Linked DNA regions of Homo sapiens: regions 2 and 3 are each linked to region 1. The links are chromatin loops, found by intact Hi-C in ENCODE. Cell type or tissue: Calu3. All regions are shown on one strand.

Region 1 (5,000 bases):
TTAGGATAGCAATCACTATGCATCCATTCAAGGATAATATTCAAAATATGTAAAAATCAATTTTTCATGAGCACTGAGTAACAAAGATGATGCCACCATCAGAAAAGACTCCAAACATAAGCACGGTGGCTGTAACCCATTGTGCACTGGCTGAATCTCAGCATTGACTTCCATGATCATTATGCGTTATGTTTTCAAAAGTTCAAGTTAACAGAGATTTCTGAGCACTAGTGTGCAGGTGAGGGGACAAGACAGAGAGCTTGATTACTAAAATGCCCCAGCAGAGAGCAGGTAGCTGATGGAATGATAAATGGCTGTGTTGCTATGGGCTGGGTCCAAATGAAAAGTAACTATGTTTGATGATTACAGTTTAAGAACCTCAGGAGGAGACCTAGCCTTGAGAACTCACTAGAAAGTAATTGCCTATATCATACACCGAGGTTAGACTTCCGCTTTCTTAATCATACAAAGCAGACATTTCACCTATTGATCTGACTTTCCTATGGACTTAAAGAAGGCAAGGCTTTTTTTTACAATTTATGAAATTAGAACATCATTCTTAAGCTGATGATAAGCCTGCTAAAATGTTCGTTCTGACTTGGCTCAGAAATGCCCTATAACATTTCACAGTGCTAGACTTTTCAAACTGACGGATTAATTTTGGTATAGAAAAAAATGAATTACATTCCTATTGCATTTGATCTTTGAAACAGTAAAATTCTTAATTATTTGAGGCTCTCAAACTTTTCTTTTTTTTTAATTCACTAACCTTGGAACATTTATCAGTAGTACACAGAACAAATAACTAACTTGATCAATTCCAGCATCTCTCCTTTTACATTCTCTTAAGTATTAAAATGTAACTTTAACATTTACATTAGTTAGAGTTGTATGTTTTTCATTTTTTCCTTTGAGTTAAACATTAGCTATTTTTACCCTACCCTATTTTGTTATCACATGCAGATACAAAATGTTATACTTGTTTGTTGACAGAGAGAGAAATGGAACAAAAAAGAAGTTAATGACGAAGTATTTATTTCATAGGTATTTTGAAGCCTGAAGAGGTAACAGGAACGTTGTTTGCAATTTTTCTGCACCTTATCTATGTCCTCCTTGACTCATGCTTTTTTTCTCCTAGATGCTTTAATACATGTTAAAATGTCCAGTTTCTCTTTGTTCCCCATAAAGGCCATATGGAATGGGGATTCCAACGTGGTTAGATGTGCTCTGACAAGAACACTCACAGCAACACATAAAGCACAAACCTGTTAAGAATTTCACCTCTTAAGAAATGACAGAGTAATTACAGGACAACATGTCCTTCATGAGTAAAAACAACCAAACTAAAGTGCTTTCAAGGCTGGCGTGGCCTACTTCTCTTCTGGCAAGCTGCATAAATCATCAGCTACGGAGGGACTGTCTCACGGCCGTGGGGCACACGTGTGCGCACGTCTGCATGCAAGCACACATATGGGAGTGCACATGGACGCATCATGGGTTAATGCACTCAGTCTGGGTAGTTGAAACTCTGATAATAAACCCCCAATACATTTTACCTCCATCTCTTTCCCCCTTAATCTTTAAACCTCAGGCTGCTTTAAGGGGAAATTTAATCCATATATGTCTGCCTCATTTTCATTTAAATCGTCAAAAAAAGTTGTTTTAAAAGAGTTCTTTGATGTCCTAGACTCCCTTGAGCCTTTTCTTAGCCTATTTTCTTAAAAACAGGAATTAGCATTTTCCCAGGTGCAGAGAAGCTCTAACTCTCTCCCCAAACACAACCTCCTCCCCCACTCAAGGTCTCAACTGAAAAAAAAAAAAAAGAAAAAGTTTTGGAGTTACCTAGGGAGTGCTGGTATATGAAACAGCTTAACTGAGGATCAAAAAACATTTACAAATATGAACTCTTAACACACGGGTTTGCATTGGAGTTAATGATTAACGTTTCTGCTCATTCTGCCTAGAAGACCTCCCTAGGGAAGTGCCAATCTCCCCACACTTGACTGTGCCTGGATTCTGGGAGAATTCAGAGACATGGATCTTAATGCAAGCAGCTTTTTCTGCCTTATCATATTTTTGATAGACCTACAGATATGCCCATGTCAAAACCCATATTTTTTGCTCTCCAGGTGGTACTTTACTTCTTTGCTTTGTGCCTAATGTGTATCATTTCATTCTGGCTTTCACATTCAGGACAGAACTTCTTAATCATTTTTAGATACACAAAAGTAGGCATATTCCATCTCACTGTGCACAGCATTATCCAAAGCGTAATCTATGTTTGTCTAAAACTCTAGGGTTCCCACAGTGAAGTCCTAACTTTAATCAATGGAGAAATCTCAGAAAATTGTTTAGAAGAAATGTACAGTTAGAGAAAGACAGTGAATATTGTAGTTCCTTGTCCAGAATTCTTACTTTCTTTGAAAACTTTTAAAATAAGAGAGTTATGTTTCAAACATGTTTTCTTTCTCGTTCCTCAACACTATTGGAGTTTCACAGTTCAGATTAAGTACAATTAATATCAGAGGGATGGGTCTGTGATAGCGGCTTCTATGAGTCATCTGGCAGACATCCACAGTTATATACCAAGTGACAAATCATTTTGGAATCTGGGTATAGGATTCCTGCTCTGGAGGCTCAGAACCAGCAAGGTGTTTTCTATATTAGCTTTGAAATGCAAGGCTGATCACATCTCCCCATTTAAAAGCGATGGTGGCTGCTGGTTGCATTCAGGATAGTCAACAAAGCTCTACAGTATCCCATTGCTGTGACACCTCTGCTCCACCTCCATGTGTGCTATGTTGGAGCCACAGAAGCCCCCTCTTGTCTTCACTGGCATGTGCTTGCACACCACTATGCCCTTGCTGATGCCAATTCCTATCCTAGGAGTGCTTCCCCACTTTATATGCCTGCTGGATGGTTCCCTCATTCTTCAAGACCTAGCTCAAAAGATATCCCCACTGTGTAACTTCTTTAGCTTCTTTAGGCGAAGTCATTACGGTTTGTCTCATTACCTCCTGGTCTTGCCCATGACAATGTGAGCTTTTGGAGGGAAGGCACTGTATAGTGTTAACTGTTATATCGCCAGCACATGGCCTAGGAAGTACCTGGCAGAGTGAGGTTGTGGGGATAGTGCCTGGCACACATGGCTCACACCTATCCACAGATGTAAGCTTCAAATGCTACCGGGAGGAAGTTAGCTAGGCCGGACTCCAGGTCCTCCAGCCCACTTCCACCAGAACAGCCCAGCTTTCATTTGTTCCCACTCTAGGCATCCATAGTGGCACAGATAGGCATTTAATTAATGTTTGTTAAATGGATGGATGGATGGATAAATGGGTGGATGGATGGATGGTTACCAGTGCAAAATCTCATAATTCAAATAAATTGAACAAATTCACAAATACTTAGTAAGGACTTCCAGTGTTTCAGTACTAGGTCCAATGAGAACTATAAGGAGATAGATAACTCAATGTCCACTTGAGGGAATTTTAGATTAGGTAGCAACTCAGGGCTTAAATATATGAAAGATAAAAAGGAATTCCAGAGCCAAACATCAATAGAAGTCCCACAGATGACCTTTGAGGCTGAACTGCTGTAGTAGATGCACTACCAAGCTGAAGTAGGGAGGGCTGGAGGGTTTGTAAATGATCCCTTAACTAGAATGAATTTTACCATGACAAGTATATTTCCACTGCTTAACGTTTTCTAAAACTCACCAATACCATTCATTGAAAATATGTAAGTTTAAAAGTTATGTAAGTTTAAAAGAAACATGAGGTAAAATAATAAATAAATATTGAAAGAAATAAGATTTTTAAAATAAAACAAAATGACCTGAAGATACTTAGTATAAATTATTGGAACATTTTGCAGAAAGTTTGTAAAATGTATCTCCTACAAGTTCACTGTGATTGTTTAGAACCTAGGAGTGTTTTGAGTGATGGTAACTTGTACAGTGGTCACAAGAGTGGAGGTGGATGAAGGAAAGGATATGAAATTGAGAGAGATATGGAAGTCAAAATCAAAAGAATCATACATTGGTTTGGCTTTGACAGGTTAAGGGACCAGACTGACTCCCAGATTTCTGGTTTCTGTTACTGGGAAAATATTTGGGGTTTTTGTTGACAGGAAATAAGAGGGAAAAATTTAAAATAAAGAAACAAGGATTTTTTCCCCTTTTAAAAAATGATAATAGTAACAACAACCATAAATAAATAAATAAATTTGCTGACCAACCCTAGTAGTCACAGCTAGATAACAGCAGAACATATAAAGAAGAATTCACATCTCTCCACCAAGGGCAAATTTAAGTTTTGTGGGGCCTAAAGCATATACAGCTGTGGACAGGGGAAGGAGCTTGTTTTAAGAAGGAACACAGAATTACAAATACAAAATAAGAAATTGAATATTCCACTAGAATGAGAAAAAATAATGGCATAATATTTTTACTATTTGTCTAACATACATTGATGATGCTTTTTTCTTGCATTTTTTGTTTTTGGCTTTATACTCTGAATATACTTGAAACCCTGCAGTTAGTCCTGTATCCATCTGTCAGGACCAAAGTTATGGTGACCAGCCAGCCTGAGGTAGTTTAGAAACAAAGCCACTAAGACTACGATAACAATTTGCATTCACTGAAGCTGTGTACGAGGTTAGAGCACCCTAGAATATTCATTTATAGCATCATCTACTCCCTCTCCTTGAGATAATCAGAAAGTCCATTGTGCAAAAGTGGAGACGTGGAGTCATCTTTTCCAGATCTGCCTCTAAACATGGCATGAGGTGTGCAGAGAGCACTTATAGCATATGTGATGAGCGAATGAAGGAATGAATAGAAAAACAATGTTTTCTATTAAGGAATATCATTTAGAGCAGTAATGCCTCAGTACCCACTTCTGTGGCCTAAGGAGAGAATTTTTGAAGATAGCTAATAGACAGCTGCTGGAAAGAGTTCCCCAAACATTATCTGATAAGTAGGACAATTTATGCAGAGG
Region 2 (5,000 bases), 72 kb before region 1:
AGAAGTAATGTGGAAAGGGGTTGAGGGAAAGCTTTCTCGTCTGAGACAGCACCAATGTATAGAGCTTGAGGGTAGTGGATAGGGAGAACAAATGAATAAAACTGCAAGTAATCACAATTAAAGGGCAAATTGTAAAGGCTGAGCAAGAGGTGATAGATAAGGTGAAAGAAAAGCAAGGATCAAACTGCAAAAGACATTGCACACTGCAATAGGGTTTGATCCTTATTCTAACTGTAAAGGTTAGTGATCAAGGGCTTTAAGAAGGAGAATAATCAGGTTCCTGTTTCTGAAAGATAATTCTTGCACATGTAGACAATGGAATAGAGTAGTGGGGAAAAAGGAAGTAAGAGAGAACAGTTTGAGGGATATACTAAGCAAGAAATAGCGACCTAAAGTTAAGTAGTAATAATGCAAACAGTAGGTAGGTAGGTGGAGTCTACACAACTTGATGACTAGCTGGATTATGAAACTGAGAGAGACAGGCAGTGAAAGATGACTCTAAACTTCCTGGCTTGGGAAAATAAGGAAATTGCAGAAATGACTCAGGCATTTATTGAGAAAGCAAAAGCAAAGATGAAAGTTCCAATATGGACAGCAAATGAAATCCATTTTGAAATGTTGAGTTCATGGTGCCTGTGATACACTCAGGTGCAGATATTTAATTGCCTGATTGAGTCACAAATATGGGATTTATCAGTCTACAGAGGATAATAAAGTCTTGAAAATAAATGAGATCACCCAGAGAGGTTTTTGAGTGAGAGTGGAGTCCAGGACAGACTTTGAGAGAAAGCCAACATGTGGACAAAGGAAAATTAAGCCATGGAAGATTATGATAAAGAATAACCATAGAGACAGGAACAAATCAAAGAAAGTATTATGTCACCAAAAAGAGAAAGAAAAATTTCAGGAAGTGCTCAATACCATCAAATAGAAAAATCGGTACTGAAAGATTATTGTATTCAGTAGCAGGGCAGTCATCAGTGACCTTGTCAAAATGGTTTCATGGTAATTGTTGTAGATACCGATTGCGTTAAAATAGTTGAGTCTGTTTTAGTAACTTGTGTCTTTCAAAGAATTTGTCCATTTCAATTGTTGTACTTGTTAGAAGGGAAGTTTTTGTGATATTATCATATTATTACTATAATCTCTATAGGATACATAGTGAGCTCCTCTGTTTCATCCTGAATGTTAGCAATTTATCTCTTCTTTCAATCTTGACCAGCCTAGCCAGAAGTTTATCAATTTTGTTCTGTTTTTCTTCAAAGGAGCAAGATTCGGTTTCATAGGCTCCCTCTATTCTTTTTCTATTTCATTACTTTCTTCTCACCTTTATTATTTCCTTTCTTCTGCTTATTTTGAGTTTAATTTGTTCCTATTTTTCATTTCTTAATGTGGGAGTTTAGATTATTGGTTTTAGAATCTTTGTCTGTTTCAATATAACCATTAAAGCTATAAAATTTTCTCCAGCCTTTAGCTGCAACCCATGATTTTAATATGTTGCGTTTTTAGTTTTCTTTTTTTTCAAAATATTTTATAATTTTCCTGTAATTTCTTCTTTGTTCCCGTGGGTATTTAAAAGCATGCTTTATTTCCACATACTGAAGATTTTCAGGTATTTTTCTATTATTACTTTCTAATTTAATTTCTTTATCATTAGGTAGCATATACTGTATTATTTTAATTATATTTCTAAACTTATTGAAAATTACTTTTTGATTTAGAATATGGTCTAGCTGAATGTTTCAAACAGTCCTGAAAAAAATGTGTATATTGCTGATGCTGGTTGCAGAGTTCTATAAATGTCAATTATATCAAGTTGTTTAGTATTGTCCAGGCATCTATACTCTTACTATCTGTCGATTTGCTCTATTAATATTTATTCTTTCAGTTTATTCAGATTTTGCTTCATATTCCTGAAGCCCTATTATCAAATGCATACATATTTAGGATTGTTTGTCTCCTTAGTGGTTTGATCCCTTTAAGATCATGAAATTCTAGGTAATATGCCATGTTCTGAAATCTGTTTTATCTGATATTAATTACATCCACTCCAACTTTTTGTAATGCTCTGGGTTTTCATGGTATAACTTTTTCATCTTTTTACTTTTAACCTATTTGTGTTTTATATTTTAAATGAGTTTCTTGTTAACAACATGAAATTAGGTCTTTGATGATCTATTCTGACAATTTCTGTCTTTTAATTGAAGTGTTCAGGCCATTTAAATTTAATATAATTATTGATATTTGTCAGTTTAAATTTTCAACTTGCTTTTTTTTCTATTTGTGTCATCTCCTTTTTGTTCCTTTTTTACTCTTTTCCTGCCTACTTTTGGATTAACTGAGTATTTTTAGTATTCCATTTTATCTCTACTATTTACTTATGAGCTATACTTTTTTTTGTTTTGTTTTTCAGTGGTTTTTCTAGGGCTTACAAAATGCACTTTTAATGTATTACAGCTGCTTTTCCACCTTGGATGACTAACCATTCCTGTTTGCCAAGGTCTGTGGGTAGAAGTAGGGAGTTCCCAGTTTTTAGGACTTTTAGTGACCAAACCAGGAAAGTCACAGGCACACGGGAATAAAATGGGTTACCCTGCTCTTCATATTTATTATAAGGTCCCTAAACAGCATACTATAAACCCCACAATATGTTACCATTGCTTCCAAATTAAACAAGTATATTTTAAAGAATTTTAAAACACACAAAAAAATCTGCTATGTTTGCCCACATATTTACAATTTTTTGCAATCTTGTTATTTTTTGAGATACATGTCTCCATTTGGTATCATTTTATTTCTGCTGTTGAGCTTCATTTTACATTTCTTATAGTTCATGTCTGCTGATGACACCCTCAGTTTTTGATTTCTGCAAAATCTCTTTTACCCACCCCCCCTTTGTATGGATATTTTCATTGAGTGTAAAATTATAGGCTGACAGCATTCTTAGTACTTTTAATATGCCACTCCATTTCCTCCTGACTTTGATAACGTCTCACAAGAAGTCTTTAGCTTCATATCTTTGTATTTCTATGTAATGTTTCTTTTTTCTCTATTTTTAAGATTGTATGATTATCACTGTTTCTCTCAATATTATTTCACCTTCCACTTCACTCTGTGTGTATGTCTGTTGCTGGCGGGGGGGCGGGGGGGGTGTTCATTCTTCATTAAGTTTACATTGAGCTTCTTGGAATTTGGCTTTATAGTTTTTAGCAAATGTGAAGATGTTTTGGCCACTATTTCATCAAATATTTTCCCCCTCTTACCCCCAGGACATAATTCGTACCTTTTAAATACTTTATAATGTTCCATAGATCACAGAAGCTTTGGGGTTTTTTTTGTTTGTTTGTTTCTTCTCTTTTGCTTTATTCTATTGTTATATGAAAGACTACTGATTATTTTATTTCATCTGCAGTGTCTATTATCTGTTGATATTAACCTCATTCAGTAAAGTTTTCATTACAGAGTTATATTTTTCATGTCTAGACTTTTTATTTTTCTCTGTATCTTTTTATTATGTACTTTTGTTCTAAGTAGTTTACATAGTATAACAGTTGTTGTAACATCTTTTCTGTCTGCTAGTTCTATCATCTCTGTCATGTCTTATTCTGTTTCCATTGACTGATTTTTCTCCTAATTGCATATTTTAGTTTTTTAGACTATCTAGTAATTTTGGATTGGGTGCTGAACATTGTCTGACTGTTTGGATTTTGTTATCTTCATATGTATTTCTGATTCTCTCTCTCTCTCTCTGTCTGTGTGTTTAAGTTACTTGCTGTGATAATTAATTTTATGTGTCAACATGACTAGGTTAAAGGATATTACGATAGCTGGTAAAACAATATTTTTGGTTGTGCCTGTGAGGACGTTTTTGGAAGAGATCGGTGTTTGAAAGAGTAGACCAAGCAAAGAAGATCTGCCCTCACCAGTGTGGGCAGGCGTCATCCAATCCATTGAGGGCCAACCTAGAAGAAAAAGGTGGAGAAAGGGAAAATTTACTCTCTCTTTTGGAGCTGGAATATCCATCTTCTGCCCTCAGACATCAGAACTCCAGGTTCCCTGGCCATCAGACTCTGGGACTTACACTAGCAGCCTCATAGTTTCTTAGGCCTTCAAACTGAGACTGAGAGTTAAACTACTGGCTTTTGTTTTTCTCCAGCTTGCAGATGGTGTATCATGGAACTTCTCAGCCTCTATAATTGCATGAACCAGTTCCCGTAATAAATCCTCTCTTCTACATTTATAACTGTCTGTCTGTCTGTCTGTCTGTGTATCTATCTGTCTGTCTGTCTGTCTGTCTGTCTATCTATCTATCTATTCTATTCTATTGCTTTTGTTTCTGTGGAGAACCTTGATAAATATACTCTATCAACTTTATCCTTCCAGAACGTGTTTTAAGCTTTGTTAGAACCTCTAGACAAGTCTTCGCTCTAGTAATTACTCAGTCCCATTTCTAAGGCATAACCCCTCTGGGGTCCCAGATGGTCACTAAGGATTCTCAACTCTAGCAGTTGGGAGGTAGAACACCTTTTTGTCCTTTGTGAACTCTGGAAGTTGTTTGTTTAACTCACCATACTCTACTTGTTCTTTATACAGATTTATACATGCATGGCCTAATAATCAGCAAGACTCAAAGGGAAATCTACACTAATTATTGAAAACTTTTTCTTAATGACTCCCTCCTTTTGGAGTCTGTCCTACAACTTACAGCTGTCTCTGCCCCCATTAAATTTCAAGTTCACGTCCTAATCCCAGGGGGCTCTGGGTTCTGTTTAGGTTTCCATCCCTGTACTCACAGGCTAGAAACTGACTCCAGGGAGAAATACAAGGGGATTATAGGGCTCATCTCTTTTGTTTCCCTTTTCTCAGGGATTATAGTTCTATGCTGCCTGTTGTTCAATGTCTAAAAACAACTACTTTATATATTTGTCAAACATTTTAATTATTATAATGGGAATTTAAGTCTGGTCCCATGATGCTTTTCTATGATGGCAAGCAGCAGA
Region 3 (5,000 bases), 130 kb before region 1:
TACCATGGTTCATACTGGCTCCATACTTGCTTCCTGATGGCAGTCTAGGGAGAATTTTGCTTATCCACTAATAGCAGTGAAACATTATGTTTCACAGTTAGACAAAAAGAGGCCTACAAACTAAAAAAAAAAAAAAAAAAGCATTTTGTAAAAATAAAGGAGACATGGAAAGCAACAAAATGAAGAACTAATTCTGTTTATTTTTAATGGTTGTGAAATTTAACTTGAACAAATATCTGCCAGTGTGCTACATTCCCTGGAGCCTTTCCCCCTCTCAAATATTCATTTTCAGGAATTGTACTAAAAATAAACCCAAGAGTTTCGTTGTGACAGCATGCCGAAGTTCTCATCCTTTTTCAATAATTTCATTACGTATAATAAACCTTAGTTGGCTCAAGGTTATTCTGGCTCATACAAGCCCTTCTTCACCTTACTCAGGTAATATTTTCATCTGCCATTCATCAAAGCTACTCTGTTTTCTGAGAATTGTATAGACAAGTTAGGCATCCTGTATGTATCCATCCTTATGCATTTCACTCTGGAAAAAGTAGTGAAAATACTTGTCTTCCAGGAAAATATCTACCCAAATTTCAAAGTTGACTCTCAGTCTACCCATTGTTGCTCTCTCTTCCTAGGCAAAGAGAAAGGTTTCTTTGAAACTCTCCCATAGACTTTTGTTAAGGCCTCTAATTTAACAACTATAATAAAAAATAAATTTAACAATTAAAATGTAAAATAAATGTTATAGTTCTTTCTTGGATAATCTACTTGAAATTTTTGAAGGTAGACATTTTTAGGGTAATGTCAGGTGCCTAGTAGATACCAGAAAACATTTGATGAAATAAAACTATTTCCAGAAGTGTTTACACATAAGGACATTTTTCCATAGATTCTGACTCTCTAATGAGTAGATGACTGACCTAGGTGAAAGCTTAGCATCAGATCCACTTAATTTGCTAGGACCACTCAGCTTCCTTCACTGGGACTCTCTCTTTGTTGCCTGATGCCTGCATCTGCTCACTTCTGCCTTGTCTGACCTTTGAGTATTTGGCCTATTACCAAAGTGACCGTATCATCTATTGCAGAGTGAAAGAAGGCTCTGTTAATAATTATGCCAAGACAACAGGTATAAACTGGGGCTGTCCTGAGCAAACTGGGATATATGATGACTTGCCTATTGATTGCTTAACCTAGTATATTTTGCCTGATACTTATAGCCCAGTAGTTTTCTAAGTGAAAGTCATATTCTTTAATAATAATCACCACTTACAGTGCACCCCATATAGACTGAACTGTTTAATAAACTACTTCTTTTTTATGGATAGGGAAATTAAGGCTAGTAAGCTAAGTGATTTATCCAAGACCACCCAGCTTTGAATTAGTAGATATAAAATTTGAATGTGGGTCTTTCTGGCCACAAGATATATCTCCTTTTTGCCATGCAGTCCTTATCTATTACCACACCAAAAGGTCATATAAATTCCATTGCTATAGGCAATTTTTACAATATAGCATCTCCCTTAACACAAGTGAAACATTTGCTAGGACTTGGAAACATTTTAGGGGATTGAAAATTTTCTTTGATATGTAAGATTTAACTTGTACAGCTTGGATTTTCATTTCTCACCGTGCCTTTTCTACAGGCTTCACATCTGTCTATTCCTTCCTTTCTGTGTCATCCTTACCCCTTTTATCCTTCTTTATCCACTTTTTCCCCTTCACTATTAAAAGTCCTTTGCATGACTGAGATTCCATGAATTTCTTATTCAGAAAAATAAGCTTGGGTGTTGATTCAGCTCTTCAGCATGTTAATATATATGGTGCTCACTGCAATTCGACAGTCCACACCCAACGAATTCTGAGGTTCAGTGAATTGCAGTTGTTATGTTTCCCTAGGTTATTGTAAGGTTTAACACTTACAGACAGGGGTGCAGCTTCAGGGATAAGATGAGTTTTTCCAGAGGTTAGAGAACCCTGGGGCTTGGTCGAGATTAGTCCTTCCTGTTGGCAGCACTTATTACTCTTACAAACAGGGCAGCCTTCAATGCCAGAGCTTCCCACCAACAGGGAAAAGCTTGGGGGCCTGACTCAGTGACCACAAATTCCAGGTGTGATGTGGGAGAATATCTGAGATAAGAGACAATAAAAGTGGTAGGAACTGTGAAAAATCTATTGTACAGGAGGTGAAAGGGGAGAGATTAACTCAGTAAGTTGTCAGCTCATTTTCTTACTGTGCTATCATGAGCTTTAACTAAAAAAGAAAAAAAATCTGTTTGATCTCCTGCATTGCAGATGTATTTCAAGGCCTGTATCTGTTACTGAAATCTACAAAGTGTGCTTCAGCTATAAATCTCTATCCTTGAATGTACACATGCAATTATCTTAGAGAGATCTGGCTTCCATAAAAATGACAATTTTCATTCCTGATCTTGCTTTCTTTCATAAAAATATAATGTTTATGTTTAAAAAATAACCTTCAATTGATAAGTAACAGAGAAATTTATGCCATTATCATATTAGATGTCAAACCCTTAAATGTCTCTCACTAGTCAGGAAAAAGCAATCCTTTTACTTAAACTTTATTTCTTTCAGCACAGCAGCTCTGAAAAGTCATCAGTAAAATTACTTTCCCAATTAAATGTAGTTAAGATTCCATGGGTTAGAAACATTATGGATTTGTGTGCATCCTGACTGTGATGTTGCTTCTAGTTATAAGTATAATAATGGTTTGAGAGAATGAACTATTTCCTCCAAGTTTCCACGCTATTGTCCAGAAATTATGTATGTCTGCAATTGCTGGGTTGAGTTTGCCAAATCATCCCACATTCTTACTATTCAATGACTGTACTCTCTATCTGAGAACTGTTTTGTGCTTTTCAAATGTAAGAGCCTAAGCTAAAAATGAACTTAATCAATGTTGTAGGATCTACTAGTCATGGCAATCCCCCATGAGTTTTACATTCATGAAAGTCAGGCCATGGTTTGGTGGGAGCAGGAACTGTTCCTAGCATATTCTGTGGTACATTGTAGGTATTTAATAAACATTCGTCAAATAAATTTGTAATATTTATTAAGGGGATAATAATAATAGATAACATATATTGAGTGCTTATAAGGCACAAGACCCTGTTCTCAGTGCTACACATGCATCATCATTTTTTTTCTCATTAAACCTCTATGAGATAAATTTTACAGATGAAGAAATCCGGTGCACAGAGAAGTAACTAGCTCAAGATCTCTGCTGAAGCAGGTGATAGAGTGAACACGCCAATGGCCGTGGTCTAAGTCCAAAGCTTATTCTCTTAGTCACTACATTGTGCTGAATGTATGTTTTCATATTTGTATGTTACATAATTTCCAGCATAATAATTTTGGTTCCAGTGTTGAAGGTAATAGTCATAAGGGGTGGTTGTTATTTTTTTGAAATTGTTATTCTGCATGTCAAGCTTATATTATGTACTTGCCATATTATCCTTTCACTAGCTCAGAGGTTGTTGTTATTACTCTGATGATGTTGATTAGATAATGAACTGTCAGAGGAGTCAGAAACTAGCCCCAGGTCATATAACAAAGTAAGTGCCAAATAGAAGGTTTGAACTCAGGTCTAACACATTCCAAAGGCCATGACTTTCCCACCATGACAGTGAATACCTTACATGATTGGACTAGGCCTATGTGAATTCACTAAATCCTACAGGTATGATTTGTTGTTGTTTCTTATCTGTTGTTAAAACCAGTTTTATAAGAGCCAATCATCAAGAAGGCCTTCAGATATGTACATCAACAATGTGATTCAGACTAAATGTCTGAGGTGTATTTTCAGGATTCTGCAGAGAAAAGGAACCAATGGAAGATATATATGATTTATTTTAAGGAATTGCTTCATGCTATAGTGGGGGCTGGCAAGTATAACATCTATAGGGCAGGCTGGCAGGCTGAAAAGTTGACAGGAGTTGAAACATTGCAGCCTTGAGACATAGACAATGGGTTGATTATAAAGACCTGACTTAAGTATCCACGTACCCCATCAAAGTGCATTCACAAGAGACCCTCAAGGACTCACACAGATGGTTTTCAAACTCCATCTAGTCAGTACTGCTCTCAGACTTGGACAAGAGAGGCTTTGAGCCAGGGTTCTATACCTTAGAGCAGTTTGTCTTGGTGGCTATAACCCCTGCCATAGGCTTATAGCATGTAATCTGTGGGGCTGAGGGGATGTGTCCACCAGGAGCCTATGCCTGCTTTCTAGACCATGATCTGGGTACTTGGGACCCAGAATTTCTCTGAAAAAAAAAATGGCCTGAACCTGAATAGTCATTTCTCTTAAATTTTACCTCCCAAGGGTGTACTGCAAGGCTATTTTGCAGAGATTGTGGACAAGATCGTGGACGGTGTTTGTAATTATGGGTAGGGTGTCCAGAGATTACATATGAAGTCCCACTGTGGGCCATGGAACTTGGAATGGTAAGAAAAGTTGGGGAGACTGTGGGCTGGGTTCCAAGGGCAGAGAGCCAGGAGCTGGTCTTTCTCATTCCAGAATTTTCCATCACAAACTGAGGAGTACAAGAATTCTAGATCTAAACATAGTCTTCTCCATCATTATGAAGATATATTTGACAAAGTAGGGGATAGAATATGTTTTATTTAATGATTGCTTAGTTTTATTTATAACAATTTATCTTAAATATTTAGACATATGGTCTCCATTTGTCCTCTTGCCCTGGGCTCCGTAAATGTTAAGTAAGAGCCTTTCCTTCAGACCCCTTGAGGATTCCTCAGAGTTACCTGAGAAGAGGAGGAGGCTGAGAACAGAGTTTGAGCTTCCCAATTCCATCTTTAATTAGAATAGTACTTTTATTTATTAGTTTATCATGTCAGACTTTGTTGAACAAAATAATTCTGCTGGCTTAAAAATAAGTGTTTGAAAACCACAGGCTTCCAGGCACAGTGGTGCACACCTGCAGTCCCAAATACTACAGAGGCTGAGACAGGAGGATCCC

The links. Hi-C counts contacts between places; a loop is a spot of excess contacts. Peaks named below come from ENCODE experiments on the same cell type or tissue, not always from the same donor. Only the 100,000 strongest peaks of a DNase experiment are listed, where the experiment ranks them.
Region 2: a loop joins it to region 1, with 2.3 times the contacts of the local background. A loop is called at or near these places in 2 of 110 quality-filtered maps.
Region 3: it touches region 1 in a loop (3.0-fold over the local background); 2 of 110 quality-filtered maps call a loop at or near these places.

What each region holds. Positions count from the first base shown.
Region 1 is chr1:87,793,044-87,798,043 of GRCh38, reverse strand. No RefSeq gene overlaps it. Among named protein-coding and RNA genes, the nearest start is that of LINC01773, 110 kb to the left of the region's middle. In Calu3, no CTCF peak of the experiment used is centred here; DNase peaks (open chromatin) are centred at 1,963 and 2,603.
Region 2 is chr1:87,865,314-87,870,313 of GRCh38, reverse strand. No RefSeq gene overlaps it. Among named protein-coding and RNA genes, the nearest start is that of LINC01773, 39 kb to the left of the region's middle. In Calu3, no CTCF peak of the experiment used is centred here; no DNase peak of the experiment used is centred here.
Region 3 is chr1:87,924,909-87,929,908 of GRCh38, reverse strand. No RefSeq gene overlaps it. Among named protein-coding and RNA genes, the nearest start is that of LINC01773, 21 kb to the right of the region's middle. In Calu3, no CTCF peak of the experiment used is centred here; a DNase peak (open chromatin) is centred at 2,068.